7 separate regions of the Mus musculus genome follow, and regions 1, 2, 3, 4, 5 and 7 are each linked to region 6. A link is a loop called in an ENCODE intact Hi-C map of the cell type or tissue named here. Cell type or tissue: left cerebral cortex. All regions are shown on one strand. Region 1 overlaps Dgkb (diacylglycerol kinase, beta). Region 2 overlaps Gm34923 (a long non-coding RNA gene). Region 3 overlaps Dgkb (diacylglycerol kinase, beta). Region 4 overlaps Dgkb (diacylglycerol kinase, beta). Region 5 overlaps Dgkb (diacylglycerol kinase, beta). Region 6 holds the start of Etv1 (ets variant 1). Region 7 has its middle 22 kb from the start of Gm34611.

Region 1 (4,000 bases), 190 kb after region 6:
CAAATCCAGTGGCCCTTTAAAAGCACTATCTGTATTTTCTAATACTCTCTAGAAGAATGAAGAACATTAGTTATTTTCTTAAAAATGTAGAACTTAAAGAGATACTTCTGCTTTCCTTCATTTTAGTACCAAAGGGGATATATATATATATATATATATATATATATATATATATATATATATATAGCATGGGTCTCTTGAACACATAAACTCAATGATGAGAGGTCAAAGACAAAATATAATGATGAAACATAGTGATTTTTACTCAGTGTTTCTCTGTATATCAGAGCTGTTTCGATATTCAATCTATCCTGCTTACAAATAAATATTGCATATTCTAGTAAGTGATTGAAAGACTTGATTATAGCTGGAGTGATTGTGCATAAAAGCATCACTGGTCAAAAGTAAATCTTCCTCCTCTGGTAGTTTGTCTTCACAGAAAAGGTTAGACTGCTAAGCAGAATCAAATTCCAACAATTTCTTACTTGGAATGTTTAATGCCAACAAAATATAGGATTATATCCTGAAATCTGGTATCTTGCCAGAGATCCCTTGAAAGCTTACTGGTTTTAAGGTTCTATGCACTGAGAATATAATTGTTCCTATTTAAAACTGTATATGTGCATCTCTCTCTCTCTCTCTCTCTCTCTCTCTCTCTCTCTCTCTCTCTCTCTCGTATGTGTATTAGATGTGTTCATGTGAATGCTTAAGGACTTTTGCTTTAATGAAAGACAGTGAATATCTCCTCATGAACCCAGATAAGAAAAGTCAGTTTTCCCAAAAAATGAATTCCCTTCTTAGAAGCAACACCTGCTATACAAAGATGAACAATTCTTGACTCATCAATGCTCCTAGGAAAGAATTATACTGGTCAGGGAAGATTCCTGTTGGGTTCGTCTTATTTGTTTGAAAGCTTATAACAGATTGCTGACAGATGGACGATCTTATCTAATGGGCTGCCTGTTAACAAATAAGAATAGTCTTATGGAAACCTTACTCCTTCCATTTTGTAGCTAACTCCCCCTCCTCTTTCCCATGTTGTAAGGTAATTTTATTTCATGACCTTATGTCTACAGAAAAAGAATTGTACTATTGCCCTGGACTAAATTGGATTAATGTTGTCACAAGTAGTTTTATTTGAATGGGATTTTAAATTAATTTCATTTGTAAATACTTAAAAGAAATACAATATCTTCTTCCATGTCAATTACAGAGTTAGCAGAAAAACTCATTCTCCATAGGCAACACCTAGACAGCACTAACCACCTATCACTATACAAATTCTCAGTGTCCAGTAATATCATGGTATTTGTTACTCTTGTACTGCAAGTTTCTAAAGATCTTGAGTCTCAAAAACACAGGGGAAAAATGAGCCAATTCGATGCAGACCTGCTGAAGGAGTTAGACAATTTCTTATATTTTACAAAGCAATTCATTATCTCAGCAAAGTCTCAGTACTGATATGATTTCAGAGTTTAGAAAAGTTCAGCATGCTGCTGACAAATATTAATGCAAGGAGCAAACTGAGCCCCTGGAAGGATCTCTAGCCCTAGCTTCCAACACTGGAGATGGTAAGAGATGTTCAAGAGCAAACATTCTTAACACTAAGAAACAAAGGACTTTACATCTTCCCTTTTAAGGAATTGTTCTGGGGATTTTTTTTTTTTCTGATCGTAGACTTCACTCATGTGCTTCACTTTTCTTCTGAATGCTCATACAAAATGTAAAACTTTAAAAAAAAAGTTCAAAACACCACTGCATTGATATCCTTGGGACAAAGGAAAATGATTCTTTTTAGTTGTATTCTTGTAGAAGTTATTTGTTTAAAAGGGCTTCACTGTATTGGTCTTGTAGCCCTTCATACAACAGGACAAAGGCAGTTCTATGAAAGAAGACTAAACTTGGACAAACCGTTAGGGGAAAAAAAAAGCAAAGTTCCTCTCTGTTTTTATCAAATTTGATTGCTGCAGCTGTTCCCAGCTTCTGTATTTTAAAAATAGCCTTATTCACTGCCTTGTTGGCTAAAGGCCAGAGTGCCATTAGAACATGCTGTACGGAAAACCTCTATTCAGTTAGAGATACAGAAATATATTTAAGATCAGTGGGGGTCATCTGCACCAAACACTTGTAAAGGAAAATAGAATTTTAATGTGTTTGCTCCGAGTGCCACTTTTACTAGCTAGTTTAAAGCCCCTGTGAAAGCCCTTCCTATTATTCTTTTATTTTTCTCTTTCTCAGGTAAAACTACAGAATAAGTATTGACTTTATTAGAAAAAATTATTAGAATGGTCTGTTTTTTTAAATAGTGAGTGTAGAGCTGAAATACACATTTCAAAGAATACCTACTAACAGCTTTGGTTTGACACTTACAGGCATCCATCGAACAAGGTGCGAATTATTGAGCAGATGCTTAAATGGGTCACAGAATCTCCCTCATGTATACAGCCAACTAAGGTCACTATGTCTGAAATAGACCTAGTCTGCCCCAAACCCAAATGAGACTTTTGGACTGATAAACTTATAACATTGGGCTCAAAATGTGTGGGTATTGGGTCAAAGAAATGAACCATCCAGTGCAATTTTAGAGTTGACCTCAGCATCTATTCAGCATTTTCCTATTCCTTAACAAAGGATTAAAGCAAGTTTTTGAGGATAAACAGATTCACACAGGAGTGCTAATTTGCACACAACAAAGGGAATTTGTTCTGCATAGAATACACACACACACACACACACACACACACACACACACACAAAACTTTTGAATTCAGGGAACAGAGGTAATGAGTAAGAATTAGAAAGTGGTAGTTGGCCTAGAGAATAGGAGTTTTCATTAAGAAACTACACAACAACTGTCAAGATGTGAAACACCTGAGAATTTACCTTTCTTAAAAACTAATGTCTTAGCTTTTGTGAAGTATAGTAGAAGTCTCTTGGGGTAGGTAGAGACCTAAGACTAAGACACTATTACCTATAGCAACAGCAGTGACATAGTGTAGCTATTTATTATAGTTCATTAACTTCCAATTCCCATGAAGAAAGGGAGAGCCAAAGACACTTCCTCATACACAGAGTTGAATGTGTTATTGAAGGCAGAACTTTGCTTTGAACAAACTTAATATATTTTTTATTTTACTTAAAATAAAATTATAGCATCCTTCATTCCTTTTTCTGTGCCCCCAACCTCCCTAAATTCTTGTTCCATTTCAAATTCATAACCTCTTTTTTTACTTATAATTAATAATAATGAATAAATGTATGAATACATACCAAGTTTGTTTAGTAAGTTTGCTTATATGTGTTAAATTAATTAACTAAAAAAATCCCAAAAACAGATTCGCTACCCACCACAATGCTTTGCTTTACGTTCCCGAATAAAACAACACACACACACACACACACACACACACACACACACACACACACACACACACAGCATTTTGCTTTGTTATGCTTTAATCAGCACAATAGCTGGGCTACTGTCTAACTTCCACTACTGATGGTATCTACCTCCCACTGATAATTCCGAGTTAAAATTTGCTAAATTCTGTGTTTTATTTTGGCTGCTCTGGGCAGAGTTCTTCTGGCTCCATCACATGACCGCCTTTCTGTCCTGCTCTAATCTTAGACTTCTCCCTCTCCTTCACATTCCAACAGCATAGCGGGATTCCTTCCCCCAACCCCCAATCTCAAACCCAGGAAATCCTAAAAGTTCCAATTCTGTCTGCCCTGCCCAGCCATTGACTGCTAGCGTCTTTATTTACCAATCAGAACCAACTAGACACAGGATCCCTCACTATCTTATGTGAGGGTGTGCAACTCTCTCATGCAAACAATTTTGGAGACCCAAATTAACATTAGAATACAGGCAGCATTAGGCCAAACCCACTACATATATATGCTTTTGGAGTTAAACACTTGGCACTAGATAACAATTTAGGAGTCTTTTCTCCAGCAAATACAAATTTTCCCTCTTTCGTAGCTCTTCATCTAGGGGTCA
Region 2 (4,000 bases), 710 kb before region 6:
TTACATTGTTTATATTTTGAAAAAAAATCACAATGCAAAACCCTTACATGATTTAGATTTCATAAACCATTTCTTTCAAACCATGGCTCCCATCTGTAGCCACTAGGTGGCACGATTGACCTTTTAAAATTTTTAAATTATTGGCAAGTGTTCTGTGAAGTTTTCTCCACCAAATTTCTTTTATATTCAAAGCTGTTATAGGCATTTTTAAAAAGCCCTAATGGAAGTGCTCTAAATATTGAATAAGTAAGAACTATTGTATTACTGTATTTAAAATATCATTTATTATCAGTGTTGGGTTTGAAAAGCTGTGAGCACGTGTCCATCCTGATAAGTATGTTCTTAAAACCTGCTGATTGTTTAGCTGACAGAGTAAGTTTAGGAGTCTTAGATTCCACGATGAGGCTGAAACAGCTGTTATGATGGTTTATTCTTTTATTTACTAAAACCTCTCCTTTTTGGTTTGAGAAATGTTTATTGATTTTCAAAACATTGAGATGGGGGCAGTGACTTTCTAAAGGAGTCATTCTCAATTAGGGAGTTGTGACCCCTCCTTGGGTGTCACACATCAGACATCCTGCATATCAGGTATGTACATTATAATTCACCACCGTAGCAAAATTACAGCTGTGAAGTAGAAAGGAAATAATCTTATGGTTGGGAGTCAGCACGATACAAGGAACTGTATTAAAGGGTTGCAGCATAATAAAGGTTGAGACCCATAGTGTTCTAAAGTCAATACAACGGAAAGAGAAATTCACTAGGAAAGATTTGTGTTGGATAAAGCTCGTAGTGTCTATGTTTTTACTGCACATTTCAATTCATGTCCTTTGAGGTGAGTTATTAGCTGACATTGTGTCCATCAGTGAATACAGACACTAGAATGTGTTTCACCAAAACCATGTGGCTCTCTGGAAACTCTCAGAGAGCCTTGAGCAACAGCCTAGCACAAAACACCCGTGTTATTATTTTTTTTTCTTTTTTAAATAGTTTACCATACTGATTTATGCACCTTCTGGGCCTCAGATGTCAATTTTACTTTGAAGCAACTGAGTACTTATCTTAGAAACTTATCTTGAGTAGAAGCCGGAGAAAACAATATGCTGGAATATTTTTCACATAGTTTTAAGCTGTCTGAGATGATACAGGTAAAACTGTAATTATGATTTTATAATCATGTGTTTGATAACTACTATTTTAACAATGGCCAGAATTACTCCTTGGAGGAGTAATACAGATTTATTCAATTAACTAATTACACTTAAATTTTCTACTTGTTGAGAAATCAGATAATTACTACAGACCTGGTCAGACACAGCTTTCACTTGTTTTTCTGATTCTACATTGTTATCCTGAGTCCCTGGGCTAGTAAACCTTGCCTCAAGATGAGTTCATTGTTTTTTCATTTTAACTCACTATGAAACTGTTTTCATTTTTTCTGTCACTCAGGGCCTACTATCATGAGTATCTTTATATACGTAGTTCACAATGTAATGTTATTACATTGCAGAATTAATGTGCTCACTTAGCAACATCATCACTGGCCAGGGACAACAAAGCAGTTAAGTAGCAGATGGGCATTTGCATCCAAGTTTTGCTTGGAAGCCTACTTTTTCTGTTCATGACTCTCATATTTCTCACCTATAAAATAGAAAGATTAGAATATTTACATTGTAGAAACCAGAATTCTGTAACTTGGGGGGGGGGGGACTCTTGTGGCACCAGAGGGATCCCCAAGTCTTGTAGCTGTTGTTGTTTATTGATGTGCAAGAAACAAGAACAATGAAGAACTCTATGTCAGAAATTTGCAGATAGAAATAGCAGGTGGACAGAGTTGTGTGATAATAACAAACACTTTCATACAATCTCCACTAATGCTTAATATTTTCATGGACAATGATATACCTTTTTTATCCAGTAATTCTATAAGGACCTATGCATTAGTAGAAAACAAGAGAGGAACCACTGGGACAACTGTAAGAGGATATTTTAGTGGTAACAGTGGGTAGAAAAGGAGGCTAAGATGATCCTAATCAAATGGTACATCTAGGTGAGAAATATCACCCTGAGGCCATCTTCAAATACTGGATGAGAAACATGAATGAGGGCCTACACCCTACAAATGGCTTTAAGTACAGGGAAACCCATTATGTTCCTTGGTACAGTTCTACAATAAAGGGAACCTGTGCAAGCAATTTTTGCCTCCCTTTGTATGTTACTAACAACATGTTTATAATTTACAGGCAGCTTTTTATGTCCAGTATTCTCCTTTGTTTTTATTCCAACAACAATCAAAAGTGAATTCTCTTTTGACTATTTGAAGGTGTCAAATTCATACATTAACAGAGAAAATAAACCTGACATGCATCCATGACATAGAGTGGGATGAGAAGAGAAAATTAACTGTTTTTAAAGATATTACTCGAATGCATATAGTAAATTAGCAATGGGAAGATAGAACCATGATGGGGACCTGCCAGTAGATGGGGAACTTGCTTTGAAAATGACCTGTCAAGAGGGAAACTAGAGCCAACTAAACTTTGCTGCCTAGGCAAAATTTGCTAATTTGGGTTATATATTAGGCCACTCTGTTTTAGTGGTCAGCGTCGTTCACGTCATGAGAGGACATAATTTCTACAATAACTAAAGTTGAAATTAATACTCAGAAACGAGCCATACTCTATTTAGACCTAAAATCCATTAAGTTGTCTGCATTAGAGGAAGGAGCTGATCCAAGGAGATAAAGCCCATTTGTTATATTGGAATAGCTGAATGGGGGGAAATTAACACAGTGCCCAGAATGAGAAGGGTGGGATCGAACTCTTGTAGGCCCATGCTATTTTAATGGCAGTTGTGAAGGAAAGCACTGTTCAAAGTATTTTAAATGGCACTGAGATAACATTCCCTAACCTTCATGGATGAAGTTTTACCAATTTTTGATCAGTTATGGAAAATTAGAGAAATGTAAGTGTGACAAGAGCATTGTACTGGCAGAGGTTTTAGAAATCATGTAAAAAACTTGTCAGTCGATGACAGAGATGCAGTCGACCTAAATGGAGGATGCTCTTGCAAGCCCTAATTCTGGTTCTGTTGGTCCACTGTTTTCATCTCTACACGGGCAACTCATTTCTGCAGGAAAAGAGAAAGAATCTCTGTGAACAAATGGGCAGACGGACGGGGTGTGCGTGCCAGGAGATGCTGCATGTTTTGGGAAGTTGTTCCAGTGTTATTGTCCAAGAATGGAAAAGTAACTCCTGCCAAGATAATTCAGTGTTCCTCAAAGCATAACACCATATGTATGCACCACAGTCAAAGTTGCTTAAGCGTCTCAACTATACCAGTAGTCGTGTGTTGTTTCCCTTGGTTTTTCTCTTTATTAAATGCCACCAAAAAGCCTCTGTACTAAAAAAAAGCCTTGAAGTTATCAATTGTTTCAAATGATATTTAATTATAAAGGTTTCATATTTTTTACCTATATTCTAGTATATGTTATTTTTTTCTATTCAGATTTTGCTTAATTTTTGTTGTTGTTGTTAAGAACTTAGTAACTTTACAGATGTAATATCATAGAGAAAAGCAGAATTGCATTAGGCTAAATGTTCCTAAATGTCTGATGAGTTCTGCAAAAAGATAGCACCTAGTATTATTTGTTGTTGCTAAATTACAAAAAAAAAAAAAAAAATCTATGACTTTCATGTGTCAAAATCATGTGGTAAGATTATTTGTCATTTTATTTTAACACAGATCTATCAGATAGAACCAGAAAGATTATGCTTTCATATATTGTGACTTTCGTTTGCAGAGTATTCAGGTTTGGAAACTGTCCTGTGGTAGAAATGCGATCTGTGTGTTGTAGCACTTGTGTGTAATATTGTGGTCCAGAATATCTGTGCACAGGGTCAGTGAGAGCATACATAGGGATGTCCTTAGGTGCCAGAGCAGACAATGTGCACCAACTGTATGGAAACCTGTAACTTTTTTTTTTTTTAACTTTCTCACT
Region 3 (4,000 bases), 440 kb after region 6:
ATGTGACACCGCCAAGCATTCTCCTCTCTACTGAATGTAATTGAGTCAGAACATTTAAAAGCACCTGAAATGAATGTGCACTGAACAGTCTCCATTTTGATTCAGGAAATGGATTTAGGGAATTTTTCAATACCCTGTGAATTTTAAGGAGAGGAAATTACCTTTGGTTATTTAAAGTGAGAGAAGCCATGCTCAGAGCCTTAGGCCAATGTGTTATCATCAAGCCCAAGCTAGTTGAAAAGGTCTGCCTCGGGAAAGTCAAAGTCACTAGTGGCTTGGCTTTATAAGTTGTGTTTTTGCAGCTCCTATTAAAATGCCACAGAGCGGATATTCTAGCGAAACTCCACATGGGTGCTCATCTTGTAAAGTTAACTGCCTTTTACTGTGTTTCTCCAACTGTTAGCCTTCTAGAGGGGAGCTATGCCAGTCTTAGACTAACTTGGGATAGCAGCTCCAATCACTTTAAGAGTTCATATTTTGCAGCTTTTAATTGTTTCAAATTTTTATGAGGCTGCAATATGTTTTAGCAGACATCTCCATAAGTGACATGATTATTTTATTCTAATCTGAAAACCCAATTATCACCTTGTTGTGGAAGACAAGGAACAGCTTTAGAGGTAAACTAATATATCCTACCAGTGGGATGGTTTGTCACTTTTGAAATAATAGTCATCTTTGCTAATAACACTGCTCTAGAACTTCATTGAATGAAAAAGAGAAATGGCAACCCTTCATGCTGCTACACATTAAAATGAACTTCCCACAGGTTTTTAAGGTGTTTACTACATGCTCAGTGTGTCGGATCACAAAGGGATGTGACAGCATTGACAACACAGAAGATCAAAAGCAAATGTGCTTCCTACCAGCTTTTAAAAGCAAGCAGATTTCACACACCACATAGATACATCATATGTGCAAATACACACAAATGGAAGAGCGTGCTGTATACCACAATAAGGAGAGATCACAGCATACTGATAAATGGTAGGAAAAGAACCTGCATTGTTAGAATAAATAGTATTTTAATCACCTCCAATGAACAGTAGCCCACAGTTTCTGCTTGCGAGTAGCTTGCTTTTGTGTTAAAACTTTTTGCTTGCTTTCATAATGGCTATACAAGAAGAATTGAAATAACAAACATATCAAAGATAGAATGTAAAGATATACTTAAATAGAAGTTGGTATTTATTATATTATTAAAATCTGTCAAATATTATTCTAAAATTATAATTATATTGGAAATAAATTTAGCATCATAGTGTGTCACAGGAATGCTGATATAGTTAATTTCTCCATATATTTACTTACAAAAAGTAAGAAACATTTTAAAGAATACACTCTGTTCCAATTAGAAAATAATCTCATACTTTGGCTTTTTTAATAGTTAGTAATCTACAATTAAGTCAGTGTATCAACCCTAAGACTTTCAGTTTGACTGCAGCAAAGCTCCTTCCACGTGTTAAGGCTGGCTTGTTCATCCAATGTGATCAAAGCTCTTTAATTAGTCAGTGGGGTGGGGTGCATTGATGTCCTTTGCCCTCCTGCTGCACACTGCTGAGACATTGGCGCTTTATTACAGACTCTCAAGCATACTGGCTGGCATTCAAACACAACTCAGATTACACTTCGTTAGAAGAACTGCATACTTCCACATGAGAAGGACTACTGATGTAAATAATCTAAGTCCTGGCAACGCAACAACCAAACAATGAGTTTGCCAGTGAGCATATTCAGCAAGGACTCATCCAACATTCTCTAGCAGGCTGAACTACAGCAATGCTGAGTGCATATGCGCTCTCGCCCTCTGCTGGCTGCATTCTACAATTTCACCAACGTATTAAAAATCTTTTAGAGACTTATAAAAAGTGACTTCCTTCCTTCCTTCCTTCCTTCCTTCCTTCCTTCCTTCCTTCCTTCCTTCCTTCCTTCCTTCCTTCCTTCCTTCTTTCCTCCCTCCCTCCCTCCCTCCCACTTTCTTCTTCCCTCCCTCTCTCCTTACATCCCTTCCTCCCTCTTTCCCTTCCCTCTCTCCCTTCCCTTCCTTCCTTCAACCCTTCCTTTCTGATATCCTCACTCTCTTTTACATATTGAGAACTTACTAAAAATGTATATTTTAAATTGAATTCCAAAATGTATATACAATTACACCTTGAAGATCACAGTTAAATTACATCTCTACATTAATTATATTAAAATAACTGAAATGTTTGATTAATTTTATTCTTTATTAATAAGAAGCTCTTTTAAATAAACTATAACCAAATAATTCAAATACATTGTTTTTGATATATCAACTAAAAATGAACAATCACAAAGTAAACTTAATAATTTTTTTCAAAAAGTATGAAATATAATTTAGCAATGATATTAAGTGGATAACTTGAACATAACACATCAATTATATTTAAAATAACCAAATTAAGTTAAGTAACTTAGACCATGCTAAGTTCACTCCATGCTGAATCACTCCAGTTTTGCAAATAATGGGACAAAAGTGACCCAATCATGGCAGTAGGTGATCGGCTCCAGCATGCAGATTACCTAATGACTGTTCAATTGGTTTGCTATCTGTAGCATTGGTATGGATGGTGCATCAATATCTCATATCCAACAGATAGGAAACTGGTCTAGTCATTGTCATCATCACCCCATAGGGAGCCTTTCCTCTGTATTGACTTATTGCTTGGCATTGCTTTCATCCATTCTGCATGTTCATACTTCCATTTCCAGCCTCTTGTTTTTCACAGACATATTCTCTTCAGCTTCAGCAAGGCAACAATCAAAACATTTCCTTACATTTCCTTAGTCTTACTTCATAAAATCTGCTCTTCCATAACACTTCATTAGTGAAGATGTGTGTGTGTGTCAGAGAGAGAGAGACAGACAGACAGACAGAATGTATCATCACTAACACATATATACGAATATATATGTATATACATTTTACACAGAGACAAGCATACATCACACACATTAATGTATATGCACACACACTGGTTTGGGTTTGAAATAATATATATATATATGTGTGTGTGTATATATATATATATATATATATATATATATATATATATATATATATTAAGTGCTGGGATTAAAGGCGTGTGCCACCACCGCCTGGCTGAAATCTTATATACTTGAGGTTGACCTTGCTCTTATGATCTTCCTGCCTCTGACTCCCAAGTGCAGGGACTATAGACGTGCACCATCACACCTCGTTTTACTTGGCAGATAAAGATCAGATTCTGGGCTTTATGCTTGCTAGCCAGGCACTTTCCCAACTGAGCAACACTCCAAACCATCATTAAGGGATTTATTAAGTGAAAAGGTAAAGATCTGCTGTCTGCTTTAGGCCTTCTGTCACTACAGGATGGGCAAGCTCTGCGGTTCAAACACCTGGCCGTAAGTACTCAGGAGTCAGCTTCGGAGTGGGGTCAGCTGTCTGCACCCCTGTGAGGGTTTCTGCTTCTTACTGTTCACCAAGGATGATTACAAGTTTGGTCTTAATGATTAGCTCAGGTTTTCCAATGACAGTCACAGAAGTAGGACAAGGAAAGCATGGGAGAATCAGAGTCCTGGGAATAAGAATGGATGCATTAGAGAGGGGAAGATAGAGTTTGGCGGCAGTGAGAATGTTGTGAAATAGCGACTACTGACAACAGTACATACTGGTTGGTAATCACTATTAAAGGGTTCTTACCAGAGGGCAAAGTCAGAAGGTGGGTCCTCCTGAGAAACTGGACTGTGATGCTCACATTAAGGTTTTTATGCCTTTAATTTCTAAATCTTTCCAGAAATTTTAGCCATTTAAGAAACGCTTTCTCAGAGGTGAAGGAGAAGGGGTAATGGGGCGGGGAGAAGAACTCTGCAAAGGGGAACCGGGATGGGGGGCACTATTTGTGATGTAAAAAAATAAAATAATTAATAATGATAAGAATGATAAAGAAATAACTTCAAAAAATGATGTTTCCTTTCCATTTTAGAACTAATTCTGATCAAT
Region 4 (4,000 bases), 180 kb after region 6:
TATCAAGATGGAGTCTTATTTTATCAAGTGGCTTGTATACCAGGTAAGTGTTGAAGTTAAAGAAATGATAGAAGTTTTTGGAAATATTTCCTCAGGTTAAGGAATATATATACTCTACAAAAATGATACTTAAGATCAGATAAGACAACTAGCATATTGCAAACATCATCATTTTATTATTAATAGAAACGCCAGAAAGGCACTGGAACTTCTAGGTGCCACCATTTTAGTATCTATTAAGCATATACCTCAAGGCAAGCCTCATCAATACCTCTTCTAAACCAACACAAAGAAGCTGAAATTCACAGGTTCACTTTTTAAATCTTCACATACCAAGGAAAATGATAATGGCAAAGTTGAAGCCGCTCACTTTGAAGTATAAACACTGTACCCTGGTATTATGCTCAGGAGATGCATACCAATATAGATGCATTTCTTGCAAGCATTGCACTTTGTAAGTCACAGGTTCTTTTAAAGGTTTGTAGTCATTCAGAAAGCAGCATGTCTCCTCCAACCAGGTAACTCTCAGGGTAACATGCCCCCACACTTTGAGAGTGTATTAGCTCATTTATAGAACAGAGTGCTGAGATTCTGACAGGATGCTTATACTGTGGTGACCACACATTTGCCTTTTTATTTTTATTTTTGTTTTTTTCTTTCTTTCCTTCTTTCTTTCCTTCTTTCCTTCCTTCTTTCCTTCCTTCCTTCCCTCCCTCCTTCCTTCCTTCCCTCCCTCCCTCCTTCCTTCCTTCCTTCCTTCCCTCCCTCCCTCCCTCCCTCCCTCCCTCTCTCTCTCTCTCTCTCTCTCTTTCTTTCTTTCTTTCTTTCTTTCTTTCTTTCTTTCTTTCTTTCTTCCTATGTGTACACATGGTAGCCTTGAACTTGATATTCAGACAAGGATGGGTTCAAACACAGATATACTCTTGTTCTGCTGAAATTAAAGGCACATGCCAACATGCTCAGTGTGGTATTCTTTGTTAAGTTCTTGGTGTATTTTGTAGCTGTAAATAAATAATTTGGTACTGTTTTAATGGCAAAAGGAAGTCTGGAGGAGGTGGCACACAGTGGGAAGCCACAGTGATTACACAAGATAAATGCTTGGCAGCTCCGTAAAGTCAATGTTAAACTTGAGGAGAAGCAAATGTGTTTGTGTGGGATCCATCTTGTACAGAGAGCTTTCACTCATTACTAAGGAGTGTTTGATAGCTCGGAGTTCTGAATTCTTAATGACTCATGTTCAATGGGATTCAACCACAGTGAAGAGCACTCCAACCCCCCCAAAACTAGACTCCTGATCATTAGAAAGTGTAACAGCAGCACTTAAAACAAGAATATATGGCCAAACTAACGTATTATAAACTGAATGCTAAAAGAATGTCATTTAAAATTTTTTACACTGTAGTTGCAGCAGGAAGCAGTCCCAAATAAAAACAACCTTTCAGCTATAGAACCTGCATCACCAAGCTATGGCTTAGATTCGAAACCATAGGGCATCCATCTTTCTGCTTTCACCCTATTTAGACTTGTTTCTCAGAAGCTTATTCTCTGTTTTTAGCTTTAAATTTCTATTGCCAAGAACAGATGGACAGGGAATAGAAACATATTCTTTCAGCTGTAGCCGGCACTCAAATGTGCTTGGCTTCATAGTTTGGGTGTTAGTGTTCACATGTCTTAGGTATATGTCAACCAGAAAGTGGCATCATGGCAGGTGCTGAGAGCCCAGATGTGTGCAAGGTAATAGAAAGTGCATCACACAGAAGGAACATGGATTTGGGACTGTGATTTGTACTGCTCAGCTCCAAAATAGGTAAGACTTTATGCATTTTTTTCTAATGAGCTAAGACTGGGAACTATTCTACAAATGAGGCAGTTTCTCACAACAGAGCTGATCTGTGAGCCCTAACTTTTCTATGAATCACAGGGATTTGTCTACACCCACACCATATTGCTACTGTCTACCACCCTCCTGCTGATTTTCATCTTTAATTTGTCTTCTCCATGGAAAAAATACCCTGCAAATCAATTCTACTGTTAATAATCAGCGGAGAAGATATATCTAACAAATTCAGAGGAGTTGGGCTTTTATATTTTCATGCCCTTGTATGAAAAGAGTTCTCTAGGAACTGTAGAATATTGAGGATCACAATCAAGGATAAATACATACCATATTCCTTTTACTTAGGTATTAGGAGGAAAGAAAAGGCATAGCAAAAATCAAAACCCAACAACTTTGCATTTGAGCTGTAAAGTTGGCTCCCATAATATGATGGAATTTTGGTGCTATGTGACCCACTTGTCTGCCTGTGATCATTGAGATTAAGATTTTGGCTGATTTGGACAAATAATTTCCATCTGTATATTGTCGAATTTATTTCTGCTTATAGTACCTTTTAAAACATTCAAGATTTCTTCACCTCGAATTTAGCCAAACTGTAAGTCAGGATGTCCTTGGCAATTGATTGCATAGTTTAGAAGAGTCGTAACAAACTGTAGCTCATGAGCAAAATCCACTGCATTGTCTCTTTGTAAGAGTAACACACACAAACACAAACACACACACATAAAAGGAGTGCAAAATATTTAACAATAATATACTGTGTCATGAGAACTATGTTAAATTTCATTGTTGGTAAGCCAATTTTCATAATTACTTAAGTCCTGTGGTGATATAGCACTCCAAAGACAGGATGGATGAATTCTGTGTCAGGAACAACATGGATCCCAAAAATGTTCACAGTATGGGTCTTTATGAGAATGTTTGTCTACCTCTGCTTAAGAGAAATATTAACTCTTTCAGATCAAAAACGTTTCTGTTTTAGTTTGCTGTTAGAGGTATCAATGATGTCAGTGGCATGGAAGGCATAACAACTGGACACACATGTCAGTATTCACATCCATGTGGCCCCCAGCTGTTTCAAACCATGGTGTCAAACCACATTCATGTGATGTAAGGTTTGCACGATCCATTTGCTAAATATAGATTTATCATAAAACAGCAGTGTTTCCAATTTATATCAAAAGCAGTAGGACAGCTAGCATGCTCCTTTATGCTCAGTCATTAAATTCTTGTTCACTTTTCCAAGTGTAAAAAAAAAAATCAACTCAGAGACATGAAGGCAAAATTATGGCCAGACCTAGAGATCTAGGTGAGTCACTCTTTCTGGATGTCTTGTTGAGCATCAAGTAATCCCAATGGCTGGTGAAATGGCTCAGAGGGTAGAGGCAATTGTTTCCAGCCCTGATCTGATCACCTATGTTGGAAACCCTGAATCCATGGTAGAGAGAAATGCAAATTATCCTCTGACCTTCATATATGATGTGACATGCGCGCACACACACACACACACACACACACACACACACACACACACACACATTCACACACGTACACATACACACTGAATAAACAAATGAAAAATATCTGACTTAGGATGTGTGTTTATCTCCTGAGATAGATCCTACTTTTCTTTAGCTTTGTAATGGACAATATTTATGAAATAAGAAAGAAAACTGCTCATCATTAGCCTTAGAAAAGTCAGCACATTTCCTAAGAATAGCAAAGGGGACTTAAGATTCTGTTTGTTTGTTTCTGTGACACAGGGGACAGATCCCAGTGTTTAACATGGTGTAGGTATATTTTGTCTCTAGTCGCAGCTCCAGCCTGGCCTTTGATTTTTTTTCAAATCCTTTCCTGAGTATTGGTAATGCACTGTTGTTTTATTACACAGGATACCAGGGATATAAGAATAAAATCTGAATCTCAGAGGCACAGATAGATCAGTGAGCACAGGAGTGGTGGAGCTAATAAGTGGGTAATATTTATTCATAGTCTCTTCATCTTGACAGGCAGGCCCTGATAATATGTCTCATTATGTAATTGTTTCAGACGGCCATATGTGAGAGAACAGAAGAGGGTGCACTGCAAACCAGGCTGAGTGTGGGTTGTAGCAGTTCAGAATAATCTGTCCTGAAGGGAGAGGAGGGAGATGTGGACCAGCGC
Region 5 (4,000 bases), 640 kb after region 6:
ATGTAAGGGCTTAGCACTAGGCTATATGAAGGAGAAAAATGTGAAAGACAAGAAAAACCTGACTTCTAACTCGCATAGTAACTGGAAACATCATTTGAGGATCAGCACTTGTAAATAGCAGGGTAAGAGTTGAGGAGTTGCTCTTGAAAATGCAAGTCTATGGACCTTGACATAAAAGTTAGTGATGCTTGAAGCCACACAATTTCCTATGGTCTTTAAGGATGCAAGCTGTCATTCTGACTAGGCCTGCCTGGGAAATTTTCATTTATAAATCCTTACCAAGATGAGACTGCCATACCCTGAATTTTACACATGACATGCCCCATGGACACCAGGGTTCACAATAGGCACCACATCTCATTTTAAGTATTGCCCACTAAGTTGATAGAATAGTCACTAAGCATTTACTAAGTATGTGCTCCAGTTGTAAACGTATCTACACTGACTTTTTACCCATTTAATCCTTACAACAATCCTACTGGTTAGGTATTATCAACTCTATTTTACAGTGTAAGAATATTGTCCCAGACTGAGGCAATCAATGGATACAGTGGCACAGTTTATAAATGACTCGGGGCATGTTAGTACTCTGCGTTTCTCAAGTTGTGATTTCAAGTCATGCTAAGTGAGCAATAGGTTTTGGAGGAAGATTGAAGTGCAGCTCTGCTTCATTCTCTGATCTTCTGTTTAAGCAAATTTCTCTTGGAATCTACTCAGGTGGTTCCTTAAAAAGCCCATTACAGGCAGCACCACATTCCTGCCCTCTCCTGGCTCCAAGAGGGTGAAGATGACATTTGGTTCTTTAGAGATCTGTCACATCAGGCACCTTTAGTTGAGGGACAGTCTTAGGCTAACGTTTCCATAAAGCAGCTCAAGAAAGCAATGAATAATACTAAGTATATAAATATTTTCAGGTGAATATATTCTGACACTAGCCACAAAATTAATAAATTTAATAAAGGTGACCCTACTGTTGCTCTAAGTTAGAATTCTGAAAGTACTCAGAGAAACTCCAGGAAACAAAGTGGGAGGAAGAAATGACTCGAATAGCAAACTTCTGACACCCTCCCCCACGCCCCCCCGGAGAGCTTGGGGCTACAGACCACGCAGGTTAATTCCTGTCTTTAAAGCTTAATAGGCACTCATAAATATTATCTGTTAAGGAATAAAAAAAAATCTAATAATAATAGTAGTAGTAATAAGAATAGTAAAAATAATAACACAACATATTCAATATATTGCTTTTAAATCTGATAAAAGTGAAAAAGTCAATACTGATATTTTAAAATTTTAGCCTATGTTAAAATTAAGATATGCTGTGTAAAATGCTGTGGGGCTGGAACTAGGCTTCTGGGACAAGAAAAATTACATAGTCTTCTAATTAGTTTCCCAAATGTATTTTTAATATATATAATTGTTTTGTTATGGTCTTTTTTTTAAAATTGAGCATTGATATGTTCTTACATTTTATTATAATAACCAAACTCTTCAAATCTGCAAACACTTAATTTCAGTTTGAAATATAACTCAACTTGATTTTTTTAAATTATTTCTCTCTCTCTCTCTCTCTCTCTCTCTCTCTCTCTCTCTCTCTGTCTCTCTCTCTCTGTTTGTGTCATTTAAGAATACTTTTTAACCTGTAGGTTTGGACAGAACCTTGTAGCTCTACCATAACCTGATTTGCCAACTATTACAGTGCCCTCTGCTGTTTATTCTGGTAAAAGGATGCAAAGAACTGAAGAACTAAGAAGCTATTCTGCTCAAAAGGAAGAAATGTTTGTTTATGCTAATTTCAGAAATTAAAAAGATATAGTAGTGCCATATAATAACTATGTTTATTCCCAAGTTTATTTGAAGCAGTTTGACAGTCAACCAGGTGGTATCCTAAATCTTTGGCCAGTGTGCTTTTTCCCTAATCATTACTACACCAAGACCTCTTGTGTCGCAGTTCACAAAGTACCTGGAGGTAAGGAACATACATGGGAAAATAGTTTTGTGTGGCAGTAATGACCCTCTTCTGTTTGCCCACTCTCATTTGTGGTTTCTGATTGCTTTCCTGGGAAATGCTAGAACCCACTCCAATGGCCCTTCTGTAAAAGCTTGTGAAGTCACCATCTCTAAAATCCTTAGTCCTATGAGGACACATCTGATTCTCTGGCAGGTGAAATTAGAACACCCCACCACCACCCGCCCAAGGTTTTGGGTGGTTTATTCCAATATTGATGGCCTTCCGGTACAGTGCTGTCATGGTACTCACTGTGGTCTGGCACCAAACACAATGCAGGCCCGTCAGGCCCTGGTAACATTTCACTGTTTTGTGGCACTTATCGCACTTGGTTGGGCAATTGCCTTCGACCCAATAGTGGTGCATGACCTAGAACAGAATAACAGGGCAGTAAGAGGCGCTATCCATAGTGACACATGTGGAAAGCCTGTGTGGCCAGACTTACGTCTGTGTTTTTCTTGGACTTCACATATGTCTTGATGCAGGAGGGCGGGGCTCTGGCCACACAGCGCTCATGGACCGTGTACTTGCAGACTGAAAGGAAACAGGTACACAGATTCAGAGCTGACCCTGGTCCTGATTGCACATTTACGAGGGAAGAGTGGCATTAACAGATGCTCATTTCGCATCCACTGTTCTCTAATCAATCCAATCAGCCGCATCAAGGAAAAAAGTCCAAGTCGGCTGTTTTTATCATGGAATGCAAAAGGCCAATTAGTACAGGAAATAGTATGCATATGAGAAGGCAAGGCTCCTCTGTCATGGCGTAGCAGGAACAGGAAATGCTTAATTAAATCAGTCCTTGCTCAAATTTTTCACAATAATTCCCAGATGACAAAAATATTAAAGACAAATTGATGACTGCCAAGTGGCTTTGTGTCATTTGCTAGAAGGAAGAGGTCTATATTTCATAAAGTATAGGCATGAGAGCAGCTGGCAGGCATGGGAGTAAATGTCTGTGTGCTTAATACTGCTTTGTCTATTGGCTTATCTAAACTTTAAATGGTAGATTTGTCTACTGCTGGAGAATAGATTCCATCATCCGTGCCAGACTTTCAGGGAAATTCATCCTTCATTTTCCATCATGATATTGTTTCTTCAAACAACCACTTTCACTAGGCAACATATGGCGCCAGGAAACAAAAATATATATGAAAAAAACATTCATACTAGTAAATGTATGTATAAATGTATGTATATAATCTATGCCACAAAACAAAAACACACTTGGGGTGCATCTCTGCGTCTTGTGGTTTCACTCTGAATATTAGTAGGGGTCACATGCACTTGTGTATGAGAAGACCGTTCCACTTCAGAATTCATAAATATACAGAAAAAGTGTTTAAAACGAAATAGACCAACAACTTAAAAATCTACTTCTTGAAATATGAATGAAATATATGTAATGCTTATGGTGTTTATTAATAAAACTCTAAGATATCCTGTCTGTGAGTTCTGACCACAGCCAGGAAGAACACATATCTTTTATTTTATTTTATAGTAGTACTCATATTATGAGTTTTCCCCTAATAACCATTTTGTAAACAGCAAAAACCTATCCTTTCTACTATACCACTCCTCTTCTTTGAAAGTTATCTTGTTTCAGTCAATTATATCTGCCTCAAAATATTCACACCCTTAAAAATTTATAGAAGTTCTGAGATAGTTTTGTTGCTATTGTTTTATTTGTTTGTTTTAACATGGAGATTATTCTAGTATATCTGGACCTTCCAACATGACCATCAGAAATGTTTCTCTTATGTGATATTTCATAAATGTTATATAACCTTAAAAAGATCCCATTCATTTATAAATTATATACATTTATGACATTATATATATATATATTCGGTTTTTTGAGACAGGGTTTCTCTGTATAGCCCTGGCTGTCCTGGAACTCACTTTGTAAACCAGGCTGGCATTGAACTCAGAAATTCACCTGCCTCTGCCTCCCGAGTGCTGGGATTAAAGGCGTGTGCCACCACACCTGGCTTA
Region 6 (4,000 bases):
GTTTCAGTCCATATTTCAATGTCTACTATTTTTTCGATGAGATTAAGATGTCCCCCTTTGGAGGGGAAAAAGTATCAGTGAAAAAAGAGGCGTTCAGCTCAGAATCAAACCTCACCTTCTGAATCATGAGCCAGATCTCTGTTAATGAATTTTCTTTTCCTGACATTTGTTGGTTTCTCGGTACAGTTTCTCCCACGCTGACTCTACAAAGGGAAAGATAAAATCCTTTAAAAGAATATAAACCTCAGATGTCACACGTTTAAAAAAAATGCATACATAACTTAAGCCTACTGGATCCTCTCTCTGAGTAGAAAAGAAAAAGTTCACAGGAGAACTCCAACACATATTGTCTGACTTTGACAGTGGAGGCTCAGGCTGAGAGTTCGGCAGGCAGTGAGGAGGGAGAGTTGCTTCCCAGAGCATGTCCTAACACTCCTGCTTATCCTCATTCTAGTTACATGTAATCTCAGCATCAAAACATTAAGCTAAAACGCTTAATGTTTTTCTTTTCTTTCTTTTTTTTTTTTTCTGAATCAACTCCAGATTAAAACAGCGAATTCCATTCTCTCAGACAGCACCCCCACCCGTAATAAGAGAAGCCAAAGGAAAACTGGGAAAAGTGAGAAAATGAGAGGGGAGGGGGAAGACCCCCCCCAAGACACCCCATGTAAACACAAAATTGTCAGCATTTGTCTCAACTTCGTTCTTTTCAATGTGGCAGATAAACCCAGCCACAAACTTTGAGTGCAGCTGTTGCTGCCCTCCGTCTCCTCTTGCACTCATCGTGGACATATTAACCAGAAGAAGAGGTCTTAAAACAAAACTATGCCTTATCCGAATCACTCAAAGGTAAGCTCATTTTGTAGATAGGGCTTCTAGAAGCAGAGTCGCCCTACAGTGGCAACAAAGCAGATAAAGTGTCTGCAGTCCCAACCCCCTGCCCCCTCCCTTCGCATCTCTCGCTCTCCCCACCCCCGTCCAAGTCAAGTTTATAAACAGCAACTTTCGAACTGATCACTCACGTTGGTGACCACGTAAGGCACTTGCTGGTCATAAAATCCATCCATTCTGCTCCTCTTCGCAAATATTAGCTCAGTGTTTTATATTTTGAGCATTTAGCTGGAGATTTCCTCGGGATCTGGACTTCTATCAACCTAGAGGGGAACAAGATGGCTTTTAGGCTTAAAAAAAAAAAAATCATGAATGAAGCTCTTGCATTTGCATAGCTAATTACCCTCGACAGCCCCATTCACAAAAATAACCCTCCCCTACGCCGCCTTCTTCACCTGGATCCAAAGAGAGCCAAGAGAGTTCACAATTTACATACTTTCGGTCGTATCAAAAATCCTAACAAGAGGCAATGTATTTATTTACACTCTGGATGCTCCCTGCTCGGTCAGTGTACCCCAGGCGGCTCTGATTCGCAAACGTGGGCAAAACTAGCAATGGCGATCAACGAGACTTGCTTTTCACCTAACGGGACTAAAGAGACGGAGCTACCTCTTTCATAAGAATAGTTTTTGCAACCCACAACCATGCAATTATCTGGAGAGACATAAAAAGTTGTTGGAAATACCCACCTGAAGGCCACGCTAGGCGAACGGCTGCAAAAAATTCCCTCCAAATTTAATAAAAACATTAATTATTGCCCAGCACTTCCCCTTGGAAGCCGAAAGCGCCTCTGACAGAGCTGAATTCGGTGGTTTTTCCTCTACTTCTCCTCCAGGGGCCTCCAATCCAAACTGATGGATCGCTGCCTCCCATTGGCTCCACGTCTCTTTCACAAGATCAGATTTCGGGCTGTCAATCAGGCAGCTTTCGGCCCCTTCCCTTGGGTCTCCTGCGCCCCTATGCCTTTGCGACCACTCTGGGAGAAGTCGCAGGGTCCGCACCCAGGAAAAGCCACCGAGGGAAACTACTTCCTTCCTAACTCGCTGTTTTTGTTAAAACCGGAGGGATACTGAAACCTAGTGTATCGAGTCAACCAGTTCTCATTCCTAGCGTTGTTTGGTCCATTATTATGTCCTTAAAGCACTGTCGTAGAGGTTGGGGTACAGATCGAGTGTCCACAATCCCTTTTCTCTACCTTTGACCCGGAGTCCACCCACCACACGCTCCAGCCTTGCTCCTCAGAAGCTTTCGGTCCAAGCTATTTTTTTTCTCCATTTTCAACACTGTAATAGGGCTTATAAGATTTTTTTTAATACATCTTCAACAAAAATGATCTCCTTTCGTCCGTTGGACATGAAAATATTGTAAGGAAAGCAAGCGGGAGAAGCTGCTTCTAAGGAGAGGTGGCGCTGGAAGAGAGGATCCGGAGGAGTACGTAGCAGAGTGGGCGAGGAAAGTATAAAAATCAGATTCATCCTGGAGAGTGCTGAGAGGGAAAAAAACCTCCAGTGGCCACAGAGGGGTGGGGGAGGACTTGGTAGTTCAGATGCCCCCCTCCCGCACCCCTCCCCCGTCCCCGCCGTTTCCGGAGCTTTTGTTATGTATACAGAGAGGCGGAGGGTGTCACTTACTGTACTTGAAGATTTCACTTCCTCCACCAAGAAGTGGGGGAAGAGCAGGGAGGGCTCGGGTTACAAGGACAATGATGGGACCTTTGGAAGCGAGAATCTCTCTGAAGCTGCCTGCCCACAGAGCTTAGTTCTGATGTGTCCCCTTTGCAGCCGCTGCCCTACCAAGAATTGGAAGCCAGGGAGGAGTGGGGCCGGGGCTTTACGGTGCTAAAAGTCACTTGAGACCCTGGCGGGGACCAGAGCTGGGGACTAAAGGACTTTTCCAGCAGCTGTTTAGCCCCGTTGAGCAATGTGCTGCAGTTCTCAATTTCTATTTGAAAGTTTCTTCCCTTAAATGGAACATGGTGGAAACATCAAAATGGGAGCGTGCGCGCCTGGTACTCCGGACCCGCCGAGAAAGAGCGTAGTTTATGACAAAACCACTCTGCGCTTCACCAAGGGAAAAGTGTAGTCTTCCAGGGCACACACAATGCTTGCCCCAAGCCTAGTCAGGGCGCCGCGCGCGTCCTCTTTGAGAGAGGACAGTATCAGAGCCCGGGCGAGGGGTGCGTTCGAACGCTACTAGACTTTGTGAGGGTGCAACCCGAAGAGGGGAGCACAGCGTGGGTAACCCGCCAGTCTGCAAACCCCAGACAAGGCGGTAACAGTTTCCAAAGCCTTTCTGTGAGGCCAGAGCGGGACAGGTATCCAGAGCAACCGGGAGAGGGCGGAGCTTCTCGAAAGGCCCCGGGAGCTTGTCCCTGAAGCCAATGAGGAACCGTGGATTTCCAGTCCATTGTTGTTTATTGCTGACCCCGCAGCGCTCCGCCAGCGGATTGGATGCTTTCGAGCAGGGGGCGTTGCCCATTCCCCCCCCCCCCCACTCCACCTTTCGGCTCCATTCACAAAATCCCAATCTCTCTGGGTCACGTGGTTGGGGGCGTGGCGGATCAAGGAGAAAAAAAATACATAACAAAGGCCCAAGTTCCTCAAACCACAAAAGTTTTTGTTGTTGTTGTTGTTGTTGTTGTTTTGCAGGTGCGCGCAGGTGTCTGTGTGTTTCTGTTTTGGCTTTCCGCCTCTGCACACTTGGTACCAATGACCGTAGAGGAGGGGAAGTACCTTTCTATCGAAGAGCAATAGAGAGAGAGGAAGTAAGTCTAGGCTAATGGAACTCTCACATTGTATAATCCCGGGGTGCCCTGACTAAGAAAAAATCCTGAAAAGGAGGGAATTGAGAGTGGAAAGAAAGCTGAGAAAGGACTAGTAACTTTTCCTTGCTCTTCAGCACGTGGTTGTGTAAATGTGTAAGCTGTCTCACTGTGTAGAAACTATTCAGCGGTCTCCTCTCAGCAGCTGTCATTTCTACTTTGGATTTATCCCCGTGTCATTTTCTCCCCAGCTTCTTTTAGTGCACGTTTTCACACATTGCCGATTTCTAGGTCCCGAAGTCCATCATCTCTAGACAAGCCTCTTCTTTTAGGATGGTCTATCATGCT
Region 7 (4,000 bases), 150 kb before region 6:
GGGCATGATAATGAGGCTTTGAGAGTATAACCAATCAGATGTGAGACATGCAAATGAGGTATGATAATGAGGCTCTGTGAGGTACAGAGAGAGAGTAGCCAATCAGATGAGGAACATGCAAATGAGGCGTAGTGCATAACCAATCCGGGTGTGAGACACGCCTCTCCTAGGCCTATATAAGCAGCACCAGTTCTGGGCTCGGGGTCTTTTCGCCTCTGCAATCAAGCTCTCCCAATAAACGTGTGCAGAAGGATCCTGTTGCAGCGTCGTTCTTGCTGGTCGAGTCCGGCGCGCAAGAGATATTCACACTCTTAATGTAGAGGAGACTTCAAAGCACAGGAGAAAGGGTGATGGAAAGCCACACCACCTGGCATATTGGCTCTGCCTGATATGAATACTTTTCCATTCTCCCGATACTTTATATACAAATTAAAATTATAATGTTTAATAACTTCTTTTTGGCTTTCGTGATTGGTAACAGAAAAATTAGCAACACAGTATCTGTTAGTCACTGCTTCTTCACCCCTGGTAGACAGCGTTGCTCAGAAGCAGCCCCTCTGCCTAATGCAATTGTCCTTCCTTTAAAACTGGGTTCCTATATTTAAAAGAAATATTTTAGTTAACAGAAAGAGCTCTAGTCTGGAAAGTGCCATCTCTTCTTCCTCTTTTTCTGATTCCCTTTCAACACCTGGGACACAGTGCTTCCTGGCTCAAAATTTGTTCCTTGGGTTTTATTTGGTTGATAGCATTTTCCTCCAAATATAGCTGTTTCCATATGTAGTGCAGGACTCCCAATAGCCACTCTCTCCAACCACATAGCACATGTGCCCTTGTACCCTGCCAGGCTGTGATGACCGGATAATTTTCAGCTGCAAGCCCGTAGTTTTTATTTTAATCTGGGAAGTTATAAAAATAACAATACTACATCACTTTCCAATTCACCAACTGACTTTAGTCTTTTGCTTTCCGATTCTTTTCATTTCTCTTTTATAAGCCCGCCAATGCTGTGGCTTTTGCTCCTCTTCCATATTTAATCAGAGCAACCAATGCTGAGAAGTTTTACAGGGAATTTAATTTGATCTGTTTAGAAACATTTATTTATTCCATATGGCATTTAAAGCAACTGAATTATTTTTGGTTCTGATGTTACAGAGACAAGATGAGAACTTTGAAGGGGTGGGGGGACGGGGGTAAGGATATACACAAACCGGAAATCAAGGAGCAGTTTCGTTGCAAAGATCTTCCATGAAACAGAAGTGAACAGAGTTCACAAGAACAAGGAAAAAAAATAAGTTACATGACAATTTTTGTGAATCTGAAGTCCCCAACACAATCCTCCTGAATTCAGGGGTTAAATTAGATTTCATGTGGCAGTGGCCTTGTGTTTTTGATCTGTGTTAACACCAACTAAGAGCCATGCTGTGGGGCTCTGTGACTGGTGAATGGCACCGCATTATCTCAGATTAGAGACAAGGAATGAGGTAAGAGTGCTAAGTAGCCTGGTTCAGTCTGCCTGCACTTTGCACCAATTCAAAAGGGCCTGGTGATTAGTGATTATTCAAGAGACATACATACTATAAAGTGTGGTATTTTTCTTCTATAGTTGCATAAATGTAGAAGGTCTGTATTGCAAACCCAGTAGCTAGAGTGGGGCATTTTGGCATAGCTGAAACTATTTTCCTGTAACAAAACGAAGGAACTAACAGGCAAGGAAAAAAGAATTTATTGGAAAAAACACAAAACTCCAAACCTGTTCATCAAACATTGCCTTAAATCCATTAACTTATACATGAGTGAAGTATCTAAACCAATGTGAGGTATAATTTGTCGTGGGATTTTTGTTGGTTGGTTGTTGACATTTTAACAACAGCAGAAAAACATTCTAATACATAAGCACAGATGCCAAACGAGTAAAGATCAAATTCCGTGAGGAGCCTTCCACTAGGGCCAGTAGGGTGCTGTGGTTAGGAACGAAAACAATCTGCTTAGCCCTCAACCAGGCTCCCTATGAAAGCCTGTCGGGAAGGCCATCACTTAGAATATATGTTACAAAGCTATGGTAACAGACCTTTTAGCCAGTTAAGAGCACGGCTGCAGTTTGCTGGCTCTCTGGGTTCCAGGCGTGAGTCATGCTTCCTGTTTAGCACACAGACGGAGCCTCTGTTTGAGGCTTCGTTATTTGGTAAAAGAATGGCAGCAGAGTGGTGCTGTGGCAGTGAGCTGGAAGCAATCACATTTACTGGGCTTACACGCATGAGAAATGCAAATAGGTTTCATCTGCAGGGATACGGGTTGGTGGCTTGACTCAAACACTTCATACTCTTAGGAAGAAGGAAGTTAAACCACAGGCTTAATCCTTGACTAAATCTTGAGGTATTCCTTACCACAAATTAGAAAATTGAAACCAAAACGGGTCCGGCCCTTCCAAAACCAAGGAGCTCAGCTCTTAGTTCAGAGTCTGTCAAACCCATCACGCTGGATGTTTTTACTTGCTTCATACCCAATGGCTTACTTTAAAGCCTTGTTAGGGCAGAGCCATCAAACTATGTGTGCCTGCTATGGGAACGGAGACTAGGTGGCAATAAGGCTTGAACAGGGAGTTTCAAATGACAAGAATGATCAGTACTTTATATCTGCAAGTTGTACTCCTACAAGTGTTACTCCCTGACCAACTGCCAACCCAAAAGCAAAATGTATCCACATTGAACATGTGCAGTATCTCTCTAGTACCATTGCCTAAATAATACAATATTAAAACTATGCATACAGCACCATCATTGTGTTAGTTTTTCTAAATAGTCTAAAGGTGACTTGAAGTAAGTTGAGGGAACACAATGGTTGCAGGCAATGTTATATTATTTTATACAAGGGACTTCAGAATTAGTGTGTTTCAATATCCATTGGGTTCATGGAATCAATCCCTCTGGGATAGAGACAGTTTAATTACTGAATGTCTCTATGTAACTACAGATCTTTTTACCTTCTGAAAACAACTATTAACCTAAAATCTTACTAGCTTTACTGTTATAAGATTCGTGCATTATGAACATTGTTGCTCCTGAAATGTATAACAAAAGTAGAGGAGAAGATCTACCAATGCCATTTCATACACAAAGTTCTCTGCTAATTACAGATATTAGCAATGATACCAATACTTAAGATAGTAAGAGAAGGGCTGGACTATAGCTTAATAGTAGAGCACTTGCGAGTGTGAGAACCGAGGTTTCAAATACCTCGAAAGAATCCTGCCCCACCCCTACACCCCAAATACACACACACACACACACACACACACACACACACAAATGAAATCAAGAGAGGCAGCTATGCCTTAAACTTAGTTTATATGAATGTTTTATTTTACTCTACTTCTTACCAAAGTAAACCATTTTAAGAAATCCTGCAACTATTTTTCAATTCTTCTTCATATGAGAAAAACAGTCCAGAGAACAGTAGTTTTATATATAGTTTAAGAAATAAGTGATTTGAAATGAAGGGGTGGAGAAGAATTCAATTAATTATGAGTATCTGTGAGCTAAGTGTGACCTCACAAAATCTGACTTATTTAATCCTCACAATAAAAACATTAAAGTTCTTGCTGATGCAGAATTTCAGGCATAAAACATGTCCATTTCTTTCTAAGGGTTTCTAATGAACATTTAAATCAGGCAGTATTGATACTTTCACTAATTCAATCAATAAACAGTGAGTGCTAATGACTTCCTGAAATATGTGCACTGTTTCATTAGACAACAAATGGAATGTAATAAAATAGCAAACTTCTGTGTCCCTGAAGCTCTTTAGCCAGCAGAAGAAACACAAGATGCTGGGTGACTCTGCAGTAGTTGGGAAGCAAATTGTGTCAACTAGCTGTTAGAAGTGAAATTTGATTTTATCATATTTTAAACTAATAAGTTAGCCTGTTTCTGCTTCATTGATGGTGGCAGAAGACAGGAAACTCCTGGTTAAGAGACAAAGGGATTCATTAATCATGTGTGGC

The links. Hi-C counts contacts between places; a loop is a spot of excess contacts. Peaks named below come from ENCODE experiments on the same cell type or tissue, not always from the same donor. Only the 100,000 strongest peaks of a DNase experiment are listed, where the experiment ranks them.
Region 1: a loop joins it to region 6, with 6 times the contacts of the local background. A loop is called at or near these places in 7 of 42 quality-filtered maps.
Region 2: a loop joins it to region 6, with 8 times the contacts of the local background. A loop is called at or near these places in 8 of 42 quality-filtered maps.
Region 3: it touches region 6 in a loop (12-fold over the local background); 9 of 42 quality-filtered maps call a loop at or near these places.
Region 4: a loop joins it to region 6, with 3 times the contacts of the local background. A loop is called at or near these places in 7 of 42 quality-filtered maps.
Region 5: a loop joins it to region 6, with 6 times the contacts of the local background. A loop is called at or near these places in 6 of 42 quality-filtered maps.
Region 7: it touches region 6 in a loop (2.7-fold over the local background); 8 of 42 quality-filtered maps call a loop at or near these places.

What each region holds. Positions count from the first base shown.
Region 1 is chr12:38,592,265-38,596,264 of GRCm38, reverse strand. All of the region lies in intron 23 of Dgkb (diacylglycerol kinase, beta), which reads right to left. All of the region lies in intron 1 of 4930428E07Rik (RIKEN cDNA 4930428E07 gene), which reads left to right. Among named protein-coding and RNA genes, the nearest start is that of 4930428E07Rik, 20 kb to the left of the region's middle. In left cerebral cortex, no CTCF peak of the experiment used is centred here; DNase peaks (open chromatin) are centred at 2,006 and 3,638.
Region 2 is chr12:39,492,528-39,496,527 of GRCm38, reverse strand. All of the region lies in intron 2 of Gm34923 (a long non-coding RNA gene), which reads left to right. Among named protein-coding and RNA genes, the nearest start is that of Gm34923, 32 kb to the left of the region's middle. In left cerebral cortex, CTCF peaks have their summits at 107 (motif pointing right) and 2,491; DNase peaks (open chromatin) are centred at 116, 2,515 and 3,197.
Region 3 is chr12:38,340,519-38,344,518 of GRCm38, reverse strand. The region is part of intron 21 of Dgkb (diacylglycerol kinase, beta); the gene reads right to left. Among named protein-coding and RNA genes, the nearest start is that of Gm52011, 26 kb to the left of the region's middle. In left cerebral cortex, a CTCF peak has its summit at 1,800 (motif pointing left); a DNase peak (open chromatin) is centred at 1,776.
Region 4 is chr12:38,598,255-38,602,254 of GRCm38, reverse strand. All of the region lies in intron 23 of Dgkb (diacylglycerol kinase, beta), which reads right to left. The region is part of intron 1 of 4930428E07Rik (RIKEN cDNA 4930428E07 gene); the gene reads left to right. Among named protein-coding and RNA genes, the nearest start is that of 4930428E07Rik, 14 kb to the left of the region's middle. In left cerebral cortex, no CTCF peak of the experiment used is centred here; DNase peaks (open chromatin) are centred at 1,144, 1,698 and 3,945; H3K27ac peaks cover 1,179 bases.
Region 5 is chr12:38,137,944-38,141,943 of GRCm38, reverse strand. Dgkb (diacylglycerol kinase, beta) reads right to left here. Exons shown (of 26, transcript NM_001361686.1): 11 at 2,451-2,539; 12 at 2,258-2,374. Among named protein-coding and RNA genes, the nearest start is that of Gm52011, 230 kb to the left of the region's middle. In left cerebral cortex, a CTCF peak has its summit at 1,714 (motif pointing left); a DNase peak (open chromatin) is centred at 1,701.
Region 6 is chr12:38,778,002-38,782,001 of GRCm38, reverse strand. It overlaps Etv1 (ets variant 1), which reads right to left and starts at 1,920. Exons shown (of 13, transcript NM_007960.5): 1 at 1,581-1,920; 2 at 1,023-1,154; 3 at 116-203. The coding sequence starts at 1,067. In left cerebral cortex, CTCF peaks have their summits at 1,728 and 3,231 (motif pointing right); DNase peaks (open chromatin) are centred at 2,325, 2,942, 3,260, 3,812 and 4 more places; H3K4me3 peaks cover 3,887 bases; H3K27ac peaks cover 3,051 bases.
Region 7 is chr12:38,927,312-38,931,311 of GRCm38, reverse strand. No RefSeq gene overlaps it. Among named protein-coding and RNA genes, the nearest start is that of Gm34611, 22 kb to the right of the region's middle. In left cerebral cortex, no CTCF peak of the experiment used is centred here; DNase peaks (open chromatin) are centred at 756 and 2,191.